Regions from separate parts of the Homo sapiens genome. Here regions 1 and 3 are each linked to region 2. Evidence: read pairs that join two places in POLR2A ChIA-PET (ENCODE). Cell type or tissue: K562. All regions are shown on one strand. Region 1 overlaps ZNF831 (zinc finger protein 831). Region 2 overlaps LOC101927932 (a long non-coding RNA gene). Region 3 has its middle 43 kb from the start of GNAS.

Region 1 (5,000 bases), 310 kb after region 2:
TCTAAAAACCTACTTATGGCATTTTCATGTTCTCTCTTTGCCCAGGCTCATTTGTGGTTTGCTTTTGCAAAGGAGGGCTTGGGAAATTGTCACTTCTTCTCTTCAAGTTTCTCCCACCTCTTTGTTCCCCTCTCCTCCATAAAGCTGCACATTTGCGCCAAAAGATATAACTGTTTGTGGGGGGGAATTGGGAGGAGGTGGGGAGCTGCACACGCGGCAGATGAGGGATGCGCCAAGTTCCCTGCGTGTGGGAGCCTGGGGATGGCAACAGGGTGAGGGCTTGGCATTCAGTCCAGGTGACCAAGGGGCTGTCCCGGACCCTTCCCTCGCTCAAAGAGGTAAGCCTTCTAGCGAGCTGCTTTCCCAGCCCCGGCCCCCAGCTTCCCCATCAGTCCAATGGGGACAATAGGACTTGCCATCTCCTTGATTCAGAGTGAGCAAAATTATCTGCAGCTTTTTGAGGTTTTCCTGAGAAAAGCGTCATCTCCCTCGAGGAAGGTGTTAGTCAGCTGTCATCTTGCCAGCAGGGATCAGCTGTTACTCAAAGGCGTCAATTTCGCAGTGATCACAGAACAGGCTGCAGAGAGCACAAAATGATCATCGTGGCAGGTGTGTCGGAAACATAGCGCTCTTTTCCTGGCATTTCTACTTTGAAGCCCCAAGCCTCCCACCCTATGAGAGTCAGTTCTGGGCTCCTTTTCCTCCTCCCCCTACCCCCAGGTTGGGCTAAAGTTTTTGGGGGGCACATGATACTCAGCCCTCAGCTCCCCAGGCAGGCCCCCACTGAGACACCCCTCGGGTGACAACCCCCTCAATTTGGCCCCATTTTCCCAGTCACTTCAGGGCCTTTCTGGGTGCTCTGAAATTCGTCCTGCAGCGAGAGCTCTGCGTGTGCCTCGTCCTCCTGCCTGGACGCACACTCCGGGCTGTTGATGCTCTGTGTCCTGGCACCCCTCTTTCCAGACTGCCCTGGGGAATGGAGCAGGAATTGCCACTGAGGCAGGAGCTGGACGGACTTATTTCTCCCTTCCTCCCTTCCGTGACCTCCCCACCCATGACCATTATAACCGGGGGATCAGGACAGGAGGCTTGTACTCATCCAGTTTCCTTAGGGTTTGGGGCTTTTGGAATTAAAACGCCTTTACTGAGTTTCTGCCACAGGAAGACAGAAGCCCTGCTCACCTATTCTCCGACTCAGCATTTAAGAGCCAACTGCAGGCAGTGCTTCTGTGTCTGATGGCTCCCTGTGGCCACAGAGCCTACCCCGTGCATTCATGCGTGCAGCTGGAAATGCCAGGACATGGCTGCTCCCACAGGCAGTCCCGATGCAGGCAGCTCACTTGCCCCTGGGGTGCATGTTCTACATGATCTCCTGGTGTCCCCCAGTGGGATTAAGCTCCAGTCACCCACAGTGGGGACTTGCTGGACATTTTGTAGCCTCCTTCACCCCCAGCCTTCCCATTTCCTTACAAGTGTTTCCTGGGATCACCTCCCAAATAAAATACTTGGGAATGGAATCCTTTTCTCAGGAACCCACCCCGAGACAGCATCCCTTGCTAGAGGCGATGCATGGAGACTGCTGAGCTGACGGATGGGGGAAGAGACAAGGGTAGGAGGAAGACAGGGTGGGGGAGGAACCGGTAGTTAATAGTTCAAAATATTATGGCGTATAATTGAAAACTGAAATAAATGGAGCGCTTACTCTGTGCTGGGCACAGCACTTGGTGTTTTCACATAACTTATTTCATCTGAACCTCCTGGTGGCTCTGCCCCAATGCCACTGTTCTTAGAGATGAGGAAACAGTCTCAGGGCCACCCTCTAGCAAGATGGTTAAGCAGAGACAGAAATTCAGGCCTACTGGTCTCCTGGGGAGGTTCCTGAAATTCTCAGCTAGTAGAAAGGTTGCAGCGTCTTGAGGTAAGCCTTTATCTTCCATTCCTATTAGCTCTTATCCGTTCTGGCAGCTACCTGTTAATCTCTAAAGATTCCTGCCTTTACATCTTTCCTTAAACAATTAGAACGTCTCAGATTGTTTTGAAGCCAGGGGCTCTTGCAGATGGCCTAGTGTGGTGAGGTTCATAATGAGACCAGAGGTTTAGGAGAGGGACAGAGAGTGGGTGCAATGGTCTTCTGGGTCCTCCCTTCTGCTCAGTGATGTGCTGGTAAATGTTGAGACTGGCTTTCAGGATGAAAAAAAAAAAAAAGGACTGACTTGTAGCATTTGCTGATTTTTGTGGTGTCAGTGCTTCCACTGTGGCCAGTTCAAGCTGTGAACATGATGCTACTGATGCTGAGGTTGGGAAGAGCCAGAGGTGTGACGTTCCACACTGCCAGGAAGCGTTCCCACCACACCAGCACATCCCACATAAATGGCCCCAAGATCCCTGAGAATGGAAGATGCCATAGAATCCTTAGCAGTGGTGAGCTCTGAGTATGTAGGAGCTGGTGTGAACTGGATGTTTCTTCCCCCCAGCTCCAAATCTACATGTAAAATCCTCACTCCCCATGTGATGGTATTAGGAGGTGGGTCCTTTGGGAGGTGGTCAGGTCATGACGTGGAGCCCTCATGAGTGGAATGAGTGCCTTATAAAGGGGACCCCAGAGAGCTCCACTGGTCTTTCCGTGATGTGAGGGGGCAGCAAGAAGACGGCCATCTAGGTACCAGGATGCAGGCCCTCACCAGGCACTGAACCTGTCTTGGACTTAAACTTGATCTTGAACTTCCCGTCTCCAGAGCTGTGTGAAATAAATATTTGTCATTTAAGCCACCCAATCTAGGGTATTTTTGTTATAGCAGCCCAAAGTACTTTTAAAAAATTGAGTACCTTTGCTCAATGAAGACAATACTTTAAAAAAAAAATTGAGACAGTACCTGTTTACAATTGAGGTAAAATTCACATAACATTAAATTCACCATTTTAACTATTTGAAAGTGAACAATTCTATGGCACTTAGTACATTCATAGTTTTACAAACTACCACCTCTGTCTGGTTCCAGAACATTTTCATCACCCCAGAAGGAAACGTTGTACCCAGTTAAAGCCTCATTCCCCATTCTCCCCCTCCTCTGGCAACCACTATAATTTGTTTTCTGTTTCCGTGAGTTTGTCTATTCCAGTTTCTTCATACAAATGCAATTATAAAACACGTGATATTTTGTGTCTGGCTTCTTTCATGCAGCATGACGTTTTCAAGGTGCATCCATGTTGTAGCATGTGCAAGCACTTTGTTGCTTTTTATGGCTGATTACGATTCTACGGTACTGTATATTGCCGTTTGTCTATCCACTCATCAGCTGATGGACATTTCTGTCATTTCTCTCTTTTGACTATTTTGAATAAAGCTACTGTGAACATGCACGTACAAATTTTTGTTTGAATACCTGTTTTCAATTCTTTGGGGTATATACCTAGACGTAGAATTGCTGGATCCTATGGTAATACATGTTTAACTTTTTGAGGAACTACCCAGTTGTTTTTAAAGTGGCTGCATCATTTTATATCCCCACCAGTCGTGTTTATGGGTTCTAAATTCTCCACATCCTCACCAACACTTGTTATTTTATTGCTTATTAGTTTATTATTATTATTTACCATAGCCATGGTTGGTGTGAAGTCCTATCTCATTGTGGTTTTGATTTACATTTTCCTAATAGCTGATGGGATGAAGCATCTTTTTATGTGCTTTTTGGGCATTTGGAGAAAAAAAATCTATTCAAGTCCTCTGCTCATTTTTAAATTGGGTTGTTACAAAAATTATCTGGGTGTGGTGGTGCACGCCTGTAGTCCCAGCTACTCAGGCGGCTGAGGCATGAGAATCGCTTGAACACGGGAGGCGGAGGTTGCAGTGAGCTGAGATCATGCCACTGCATTCCAGCCTGGGCGACAGAGTGAGACTCCATCTCAATAAATAAATAAATAAATAAATAAATAAATTGGGTTGTCTTTTGTTATTGCATTGTAAGAGTTCTTTGTATATTCTGGATATATCATGCATATAATTTGCAAATATTTTCTCCCATTCCGTGGACTGTTTTTTCACTTTCTTGAAAGTATCCTTTGATGAACCAAAGTTTTAGATTTTGAAGTCAAATTTATTTTTCTTTTGCTGCATGTACTTTTGGTGTCATATTTTAAAATCCATTGCAGCCGGGTGTGGTGGCTCATGCCTATAATCCCAGCACTTTGGGAGGCTGAGGCCAGTGGATCACCCGAAGTCAGGAGTTCGAGACCAGCCTGGTCAACATGGTGAAACCTGGTCTCTACTAAAAATACAAAAATTAGCTGGGCATGGTGGCGCACACCTGTAATCCCAGCTACTCAGGAGGCCGAGGCAAGAGAATAGCTTGAATCCAGGAGGCAGAGGTTGCAGTGAGCTGAGATCGCACCACTGCACTCCAGCCTGGGCAACACAGCAGGACGCCATCTCAAAAAAAAAATAAAAAAATAAAAAAATAAAAAAATCCATTGCTAAATCCAAAAAAGTCATGAGGTTTTAATCCTTTGTCTTCTAAGAGTTTTATAACTTTAGTGCTTACATTTGAGACTGTAATCAATTTTAAGTTATCCAGTTGTCATTTATTTGTTTTTAACATTATTTGATTGTAAGTTTATGTAACGTATCTTTTAATTAGGGCTGTGTTTCACAGCTGGCTTGCGCAATTTTTGAAAATTTAACAATCAGCTCTCTTGAGCCAGTATGAGTGGTATGAGCCAGCTCAATGTGCTGCTACTTCTATGTTTTTTATTATTTTTAAATTTTTATTTATATATTTTTTGAGACAGAGTTTCACTTTCTCACCCAGGCTGGAGTGCAGTGGTGCGATATTGGCTCACTGGAACCTCCACCTCCAGGATTCTAGCAATTCTCCTGCCGTATCCTCCTGAGTAGCTGGGATTACAGGCTCCTGCCACCATGCCCGGCTAATTTTGTATTTTTAGTAGAGACGGGGTTTCACCGTGTTGGACAGGCTGGTCTTGAACTCCTGACCTCAGGTGAT
Region 2 (5,000 bases):
AGGGGTCACGGTGGTTCTTCAGGAAGAAAGAAATGTTGTTGGGAAATGTTTAGTGGAAATTTAGCATAAAATGACATGCCTAATTTAAGAAAACAGTTAAATCCATCATGGTTCCAAGTGAAAACAGTTGTCACAAATTAATTTTTCAAATGTTTGACTATTGGCAGGTCTGAGGTTTACTCATCTGTAGGTTATGTCCAACTTGGCAAAAGCATGGAATCCTGCCCAGTCCTTGGTACACAGGGACTAGCACATGTACCCATTTTTTCTCACTGATAAGTTATTTCCTAATTTTTTGGTTAACTTGAAGGTCGAAATAGCCTTACTCCTTTTTGTCTGTCTAGTAGCATCTCTAAGCTTGCAGTAGCTGCTCACGTGTCTGCCACGCCCCTTAGAAGGACGAATCCTTGCCTGGTCGGTGAGTTTGCCTCAATTCGGGCATTTTCATTTGTTCATTCATTCGATATACATGTATTGAGTGCCAAATATGTGCCCTTCCCCGTGGGGAAGACAAAAGTATGAGACACTGCTACTCCCTTGATGGAATCAAAACAAACCCAGGAAGTTAACAAGAGTGGGCAGTCTCTGCTAAGCGATTACACAGGGAATAAATAAGGAAAGATGGAAAGATTGTCAACCAAAAGACTTCAACAACCTGCTAAGAGTCTTCCAGCCCAGTTGAGCACACCAAATCAGAGGTTACCTAAAAGTGTCATGAGTGCTGATAATTAAACTGCAGAAAACCTAGAAGGATCTGCTGGGGTCAAAACAAGCAACATTTGACAGGCACAGCCATTCAGATTTTCATGCCACTCTGAGGCTGAAAATTTCTGCACAAACAGCAGTGACTGAACCTTTGCTAGTCACAGGATAGACCTCCCTGTTGATAGGGTAGACCTCCCTGTTGATAACTTGTCAGTCATGGGACTGAATGAGGCCTTTCTCCAGGAGGCACAGCCCAGAGGGTTACTGGCCATGCTGAGGAGGCAGTCTTGCTTCCAGGAGGGGCTGCAGAGGCCTGGCCCAAGAGTGGTGCTGAGAACTGCCTTTTGCCAACTTCTTTCTTTCATTGTGCACTCTCTGGAGCCAAACTATGCCTTCCAGGATCTTTCAAGACTAAAATTCTCTTAGGAAGATGGGCCCAATATTTCCCACCTAACCTTAGAAATCTTCTATGTCTAGGATTAGTGTTTTGAGAGTTAGATGGGAAAGTGTAGTTTGCAGCCAGATCCTTATGTACTACAGAGTGCTTTCACCTTAGTGCTTTCATCCTCCATCTTAGCTCCAACCCTCCATCTTAGCTCTTGGGCTGGCCCCCGTCTTAGCTCTAGCCTTACATCTTAGCTCCTGGCCTGCCCTCCATCTTAGCTTCTGGCCTGCCTTCTATCTTAGCTCCTGGCCTGCCCTCCATCTTAGCTCCTGGCCTGCCTTCTATCTTTGCTCCTGGCCTGCCCTCTATCTTTGCTGCTGGCCTGCCTTCCATCTTAGTTCCTGGCCTGCCCTCTATCTTAGTTCCAGTCCTCCATCTTAGATCCTGAGCTTTGGGTCTCTTTTGTTTTGTTCCCTAATGCAGATAGAGATAGTCTATATTCAAATACTATAATTAATTTCCAGCCATTGTGGAATGAAAAACACATTTTAATTTCCAGAATTTAATTTCCAACTTTCCTTTCACAAATACTTTTAAATTATCTATTTATTACCCTTGAAATAATATGTCTTATGGATAGGTCTCTGTAACTATCACAGCATATGATAGTGACCTTTATGTTTTTTTGAAAATATCTGTGTAATACAGATTGCTAGCTATTTTTTATGTTAAAAATAAGACAAGGGAAGGTTGTCTGGATGACTGAACTGAAAGAACTCTCAGGTGAACTTTGCTCCATAGTGAATATGATTGAGATTTATAGAATTATTAAGTTGTGGCTTCTTAAAAATTGCCACCGAAACAAGAATGCCTGAATTTTGTGTTCTGGGTGATCGTGGATGAGCACATGGCACATCTGAAAAGTGATTTGGCCCCAGGCCTCCTTACCTCCCTGCAGGTGGCTGTGTTCTCTTCAGTTAATCCCATTAGCTGGCAAAGGCTGATGAGGCTACTCGTAAGGGACATGTGCATTTTCATAAAGAGCTTTAGAGGCCCAAAAGCCCAGAGAGTCACATTTTTAATAGTGGGGTTCCTAAGAGTAGCATTCTAACAAGAGGCATTGGGGGGAACAGGGGAGAGCATTTGGGCAGTCACCCCCTCCCCACTTCTAGTTCCAGCCCCATACCCTGTTTTCCCAACCCAAGTCTATGGCTGCCTAGCAGCCCTCTAAGCAATGAGTTGACTTTCTTCCACTGTGACCCCAGGACACGTGGACCCCTCACACCAGATCTCCAAGTAGCAGCATAGTGCTTAGTGTTATTCTGCCTGGCAGCGGGGTGCCCCCCCCACCCCATTCAGTGGCAGTCAGGTTCAGATCGTAGCCTTCAGGGTGCCTGACTCATTCCGGCTCCGGTCGATAATGACAAGCCCCATGTTTTTCTCCAGCGTCCACGGCTATGACACATACAACAGTCAGGAAATAAAAGAGGCTTGAGTACTATACGGTTGCTTTACTTTCTTTAAAAAAGAAATATAATGTGAAGGGCATGGGGGAAGGAGCAAGGAGGCAGGAGTCCAGGCCAGCAAATAAGCCAGCAGCAAAACAACCTTGTTGTTTGTATGTTACATAAACAGCCCCCCCAACTGTCCTGCGGTTATATCCTTAGGAAAAACTGGGGCTTAGTGGCGCTTGGGTTGATTTCACACCTTAGCTTAGAGTTACTCAGAGGTGTATTAACAGCTAATGATTCCATTGAGGGCGGCCCAGATTGCCATCTTGACTTGCCAGATATTAGCAATACTCTTATAGAAACCCAAAAGCCTGCCAATTAAGTTCCCCAGTGTAAGTTAAAAGGGGCCTTTCTGAGATGCGTGATCTTTAGGAAAAGGAAATTAAACTAATTTTGAAAGCTCCTAACACTCGAGTTTCCTTATAATGTAAGTAGGTGACAGCTGGGATGAATATTATGAGTCCCTCCCATAATGTGTATTTGAATAGATGTCATGGATTCTAATGGCAGAGTTCAAAGTCACTCAGAGGGGCGGGTTTTTATTTTTTTAATGTCACCCACCTGAAATTATTTTCAGAAAGTTCTGTAATGGCTAACAGGATTAGAATGACATTGTCACAAAATGATATGAGGTGTTAAAAAGACCCCTACATGATGCGGTGTCCACAACGCACAAGAAGTACCCCCCCACCCAAGCATGACTCAGTAACACTCAGTGAGGAGGAGAGCATCGAATTATATAAGTTACAGTTTTATTTCAGACACACAAGCACGTAGGCCAGCAGTGATAGTAAACATGCAGGCATGCTTTCCCTCTGAGCATGAGAGGCGTTTGGATTTTACCCTCCCAGATGCAGAACCTCTGTACTTCTAAACAGCTTCCTCCTGACCCTTAGCTAAGTCAACGGGGAAAATCAGCCTCCAAGTTTTGCTAAATTGTGTACCATGACAGTGACTTGTATTTAGGAGACCTTGCGTGGATCTAAAGCCCAGAAGTAGCCACCACCACCGTTCCTCCTGATGAAAATGGCCTCACCAGCACCTCGCTGCAAACAGACACCAGCTCAAAACATTGATTTTCTCCCCACCCTCGCAGGGTTAGGATTCTGCTTAGAACTCTGCTTTAAGCTAAAATTTCCATCACCAAAGGGCCTGATTTCAGGCAGAGAAAGGACCACTTTAGCAAATGAGAGAAGCGAAGAGGAGTGGAGGAGGAGGGTCATTTCAACAGCAGCAAAACTCAGCCATGCCATTTTCCCTGACAGCACTTTAATTATGATGAAAGAACAAGATTTTTTTTTTCCGGTTTTTACAGAGGAGGCTCGTGGTGGGGGGAAAGGAGGGGGCTCTGAAAGAGATGTGAGCTGCCAAGGTACAGAGTGCAAAGCGGCTGTCACTGCCAAATGACAGATGCAGTTGGAGAGGGGGAGAGAAGCCCTTCCCTGAGCCTGTGCACCAGTGGCCTATTCTGTGGGGGCCCAGGACTAGTCAGCCAGGGGCAAATGGTGAATAGGATGGCCCAAAGGAGCCACCTGCTACATGCTAGCTTCCCCCTTTCCTTCCGTGAGATTTTAACCCCAGGGCTGGTTCTCCTAGTTGTGCTCTGCTCCACCAGCTTTGAAAGCCTTGGAGGGGTTTCAAGTGGTCACATACCTTATTGTTGAAAAGGATGTTTTTCTTTAAAGTCAGGTGCTAAGTCAGGTGTGAGGTTGAAATGGACACTTAAGGGCTTCAGAGCAGGATAAAGGGACAGAGCCCAGGAAGCCCAGGACTGATGCTCTGATGGGCAGAAGCCAGCCGTGTTTTAGGAATGGGGAAAGAGTTGGAGCACCAGATGTTAAGAGGCTACAGTCAGCTCAAGCAAGAACGAGAGAACGGCGCTGTCACTGACTTCCCACCTCCCGGCCTTGCCGGTAATCCCTGCTCTGATTGGAGGCATGGGGTCCACAGGAGGCACCTATTGTGTTGCCACAATGCCCAAAAGTGGCCTGAGAATTCTGGGCTGCTAGTGTTTAGAAAGAGATATAAGTGAACCCTAGACTCTCACAGCTGGAAAAAGCCTTTCTTCCTGGGAATGGGAAGTAACAAAATGAGTCCAGGTTAGCTGTGGAGTCCTTAGAGATGAAGGGAGCAGAGAGGGCGGAAAAAAAACAAAAACAAAGAAGGTGCATTATTTTGTGTTTCCTTTCACCTCCCTCCTTGGTTTTAGGGCCCTTTCCTGGCATGCAACAGGAAGTGCAGGCTGTGTTGAGAGCCTCTGGTGCAGACTTACGCAGAGCACAAGAGATGATGTGAGCCTGCTTGTCTGGGCTGCTTTTGTGTAACTGAATTACACAGTATCTATGTTAGAAGTGATGTCACCCAAGAGAGCCCCATGGCCTTGAACTAAACACCAAGGG
Region 3 (5,000 bases), 59 kb after region 2:
ATTTATCCTAGAAGATAAGTACTTTTAAAATATCACAATATCATTATCACACCTACAAGTATCAACAACATTCCCTTAATATCATCAAATAACCCCTCACTTGTCCATTTTCAATTTGAAATTGTCTCATGAATTATTTTAGCATTAAAAAGATAAGAATTCAAGAAACAAGATTCCTTGACATGACTTCCAGGTCTCTGAATTTATAAGTCCTCCTCTATCTCCCTGTTTTCTTCCTTAAAATGGTTTATTTCCCACAGTCTGGAATTCGTTTATTGAATTCCTGAATTCAATAACGAAGATTGGCCGCTGGGCCTAGAGGCTTCATCAGATTCAAATCTGATTTTGTTACAAGATGACTTTACAGGCGGTGCTGTGTACTTCCATTGGGAAAAACAGAACGTCTTGCTTTCTCTCCTTTTATTGTGAACAACCATTGATATTGAATATCTGCATTCACTAATTCTCCAGAGGCTGAAAAATCGTCAAAATCCAATTTTAGCATTCTCTTTCCATGTATTATGCTTCTTGAAAAAGAAACTTCCTCCCATCCATATTTGGTTACATGAATATACAGTCGTTATAGGAAAGGCAAGATAAGTGCTTGATCCCCTCTCTTTACTCATTTTCAAAACAATGTATAGATCCCCTGGCATCCTCCAACTGTGATCAATTATTACTGTCATTATTAATTATAATTTATTTAGTATCATACTGACATTTTCGATGTGATGTGCTTCAGTCTATTGCAGGTTTATTCTTATTAATATCTAAAGAGTTCAGCCTGCAGTGAGAACACATGGACACAGAGAGGGGAACGACACACCCTGGGGCCCGTCGGGGAGTAGGGAGGGAGAGCATTAGGGAAAACAGCTAATGCACGCTGGGCTTAATACCTAGGTGATAGGTTGATAGGTGCAGCAAACCACCATGGCACACGTTTACCTACGTAACAAGCTTGCACATCCCACACGTATGTCCCAGAACTTAAAATAAAAATAAAAAATAAAGAATGCAGAAGAAAAAAAAGGGTTTGGTTGGCTGGTAGCTCACCTCTGTAATTCCAACACTCTGGGAGGCCAAGGTGGGCAGATTACTTGAGCTCAGGAGATTAAGACCAGCCTGAGCAACATGGTGAAACACCATCTCTACTAAAAATACAAAAATTAGCCAGGTGTGGCGGTGCACGTCTGTAGTCCCAGCTACTTGTGGGACTGAGGCAGGAGGATCACTTGAACCGAAAAGGTCGAGGCTGCAGTGAGCTGAGATGGCACCACTGTACACTCCAGCCTGGGTGACAAAGTGAGACCCTGTCTCAAAAAAAAAGTTCCAAGCCTGGCGCGGTGGCTTATGCCTGTAATCCCAGCACTTTGGGAGGCTGAGGCGGGCGGATCACTTGAGGTCAGGAGTTCGAGACCAGCCTGCCCAACATGGTGAAACCCAGTCTCTACTAAAAATACAAAAATTAGCGGGGCATGTTGGTACATGCCTGTAATCCCACCTACTTGGGAGGATGAGGCAGGAGAATCGCTTGAACCCAGGAGGCGGAGGTTGCAGTAAGCCAAGACCGCGCCACTGCACTCCAGCCTGGGCAACACGAGCAAAACTTCATCTCAAAAACAAACCAACTAACAAACAAACAAAGTTCCACCTAACTGACATATACAGACCATTTCGTGCAACAGCAGCAGAAAACACGTTCTTCTCAAGCACACATAGAATGTTCTCTAGGATAGATCATAGATCATATGCTAGGCCAAAAACCAAATCTTAACATAATTAAGAAGAATTGAAATCGTATCAAGTATCTTATCTTTTCCACAATGGTATGAAACTAGAAATCACTAACAGAAAGAATTTCAGAAAATTCACAGTTATGTGGAAATTAAGCAACAGGCTCCTTAACAACAAATGAAGCTAAAAAGAAATTTAAAATTATCTTGAGGGCTGGGCACGGTGGCTCACACCTATGATCGTAGCGCTTTGGGAGGCCAAGGTGGGAGGATTGCCTGATCCCAGGCAACACGGTGAGATCCTGTCTCTATAAAACACAGAAAAATTAGCCAGGTGTGGTGGTGCATGCTGGTAGTCCCAGCTGCTTGGGAGGCTGAGATGGGAAGATCACTTGAGTCCAGGTGTGCAAGGTTATAGTGAGCTATGATCATGCCACTACACTCCAGCCTGGGCAACAGAGTGACACACTGTCTCTAAAAATAAATAAAATAAAATATTTTGAGACTAACAAGAATGGAAACATAACATACCAGAATTTATGGGATGCAGTTCTAAGAGGGAAGTTTATAGCCATAAATACCTATATCAAAAAAGAAGAAAGATCTCAAATAAACAATGTAACATCATACCTCAAGGTACTAGAAAAAGAAACACACACAAAGCCCAAAGTTAGTAGAAGGAAGAAAATAATAAAGATCAGAGCAGAAACAAATAAAATAGGGACTAGAAAAATAATAAAAAAGATCAGTGAAACTAAGAGTTGGGTTCTTGAAAAGACAAACATAATTGACAAACCTTTAGCTAGGCTAAGAAAAAAAGAGAGAAGATTAAAATAAGTAAAACCAGAAATGAAAGAGGAATAATTACAATCAATAGCACAGAAATACAAAGGATTATAAGATATTATAAATAATTACATGCCAGCAAAAGGGGGAACCTAGAAGAAATGGATAAATTCCTAGAAACATACAACTTACCAGGACTGAATCATGAAGAAATAGAAAATCTGAACAGACCAATAACAAATAAGAAGATTGAATCAGTAATCAAAAATCTCCCACCAAAGAAAAGCCCAGGACCTGATGGCTTCACAGGTGAATTCTACCAAACATTTGAGGAACTAATACCAATCCATCTCAAACTCTTCCAAAAAATTGAAGAGAGGGAATACTTCCAAACTCATTTTACAAAGCCAGTTTTACTGATACCAAAGCCAGACAAGAACACTGCAAAAAAAGAAAATTATGGACCAACATCCTTGATGAACACAGATGCAAAAATCTCAACAAAATATAAGCAAACTGAACTCAACAGCACATTAAAAAGATCCTTCACCATGATGAAATGAGATTTTCCCTTGGGATGCAAGGATGATTCCACATATGCAAATCAATAAATGTGATATAACACATTAACAGAATAAAAGATAAAAACCATATCATTATCTCAATAGGTACAGAAAAAGCATTAGACAAAATTAAACATTGCTTCAGGATAAAAATCTCAACAAACTAGGTACAGAAAGAATGTATCTGAACACAATCAAGGTCATATATCACAAGTCCACAGCGAGTGTTCTACTTAATGGTAAAAAGTTGAAAGTTTTTTCTCTAAGATCAGGAAAAACACAAGGATGCCTGCTCTTGCCACTTCTATTCAACACAATACTGAGTTCCAGCCAGAGCAAGTAGGCAAGGGAAAAAAAAAAAAAAAAGCCATCCAAATTGGAAAGGAAGAAGTTAAACTGTCTTTGTTAGCAGGTGACATGATCTTATATATGGAAGATCCTAAAGACTCCATTAAAAAAACTGTTAGAACACATTAATTTAGTAAAGTTGCAGGTTAGGCGCTTTGTAATACAGGCTGGGCGCAGTGGCTCACACCTGTAATCCCAGCACTTTGGGAGGTGGAGGTGGGTGGATCACCTGAGGTCAGGAGTTCGAGACCAAACTGGCCAACATGGTGAAACCCCGTCTCTACTAAAAATACAAAAAATTAGCTGGGCGTGGTGGCGCATGCCTATAATACCAGCTACTCAGGAGGCTGAGGCAGGAATTTCTTGAACCTGGGAGGTGGAGGTTGCAGTGAGCCGAAATTGTGCCACTGCACTCCAGCTTGGGCAATGAGAGTGAAACTCCGTCTCAAAAAAAAAAAAAAAAAAGAAAAGAAAGAAAGTCAACATACAAAAATTAGTAGTAGCATTTCTACATACTAACAATAAACTATCTCAAAAAGGAATCAAGAAAATAACTAATTTACAATAGCTACAAAATAAAAATACTTAGGAATAAATGTGATAAGGAAGTGAAAGATCTGTATATTGAAAACTATAAATTGCTGATGAAAGAAATTGAAGAATACACAAATAGATGGAAAAATATCTGGTGTTCATAGTTTAGAAGAGTTAATATTGTTTAAATATCCATACTACCCAAAGATTTCTACAGGTCCAATGCAATCACTATAAAAATCCCAATGAAATTTTCACAGAAACAGAAAAAACAATACTAAAATTTGTACGGAACCATAAAAGACCCCAAATAGCCAAAGCAATCTTGAGCCAAAAGAACAAAGCTGGAGGCATCATACTACCTGACTTCAAAATACACTACAAAACTATGGTAACCAAAACAGCATGGTACTGGGATAAAAACAGACACATAGGCCAATGGAGCAAAATAAAAAGCCCAGACATAAATCGATGCATTTACGGTCAATTGATTTCTGGCAAAGATGCCAAGAACATACAATGGGGAAAACAATCTCTTCAATAAATGGTGTTGGGGAAACTGGATAGCCATATGAAGAATAATGAAATTAGACCCTTACTTCACGTATAAAAAACAAACAAACAAAAAATGGATTAAAAATGTGAAACTGTGAAACTGGGCCAGGCGTGGTGGCTCATGCCTGTAATCCCAGCACTTTGGGAGGCCGAGTCAGGTGGATCACCTGAGGTCAGGAGTTCGAGACCAGCCTAGCCAACATAGTGAAACCCCATATCTACTAAAAATACAAAAAAATTAGCCAGGCATAGTGGCACACACCTGTAGTCCCAGCTACTTGGGAGGCTGAGGCAGGAGAATTGCTTGAACCCAGGAGGTGGAGGTTGCAGTGAGTAAAGATAGTGCCACTGCACTCCAGCCTGGGAGACAGAGTGAGACTCTGTCTAAAAAAAAAAAAGGATGTGAAACTGTAAAACTACTAGAAGAAAACATAGGGTAAAAGCTCCATGACATTGATCTGGACAATGATATTTTGGATAT

What was found. Peaks named below come from ENCODE experiments on the same cell type or tissue, not always from the same donor. Only the 100,000 strongest peaks of a DNase experiment are listed, where the experiment ranks them.
Region 1: POLR2A ChIA-PET joins it to region 2 with 5 read pairs; 2 of 35 experiments call an interaction of 5 or more read pairs at or near these places.
Region 3: POLR2A ChIA-PET joins it to region 2 with 9 read pairs; 4 of 35 experiments call an interaction of 5 or more read pairs at or near these places.

The regions. Positions count from the first base shown.
Region 1 is chr20:59,184,752-59,189,751 of GRCh38, forward strand. The region is part of intron 1 of ZNF831 (zinc finger protein 831); the gene reads left to right. Among named protein-coding and RNA genes, the nearest start is that of ZNF831, 23 kb to the left of the region's middle. In K562, no CTCF peak of the experiment used is centred here; no DNase peak of the experiment used is centred here; H3K27me3 peaks cover 1,159 bases.
Region 2 is chr20:58,873,256-58,878,255 of GRCh38, forward strand. All of the region lies in intron 3 of LOC101927932 (a long non-coding RNA gene), which reads right to left. It also overlaps a transcript of GNAS not described here. Among named protein-coding and RNA genes, the nearest start is that of GNAS, 16 kb to the right of the region's middle. In K562, no CTCF peak of the experiment used is centred here; a DNase peak (open chromatin) is centred at 2,476.
Region 3 is chr20:58,932,114-58,937,113 of GRCh38, forward strand. No RefSeq gene overlaps it. Among named protein-coding and RNA genes, the nearest start is that of GNAS, 43 kb to the left of the region's middle. In K562, no CTCF peak of the experiment used is centred here; no DNase peak of the experiment used is centred here; H3K27me3 peaks cover 530 bases.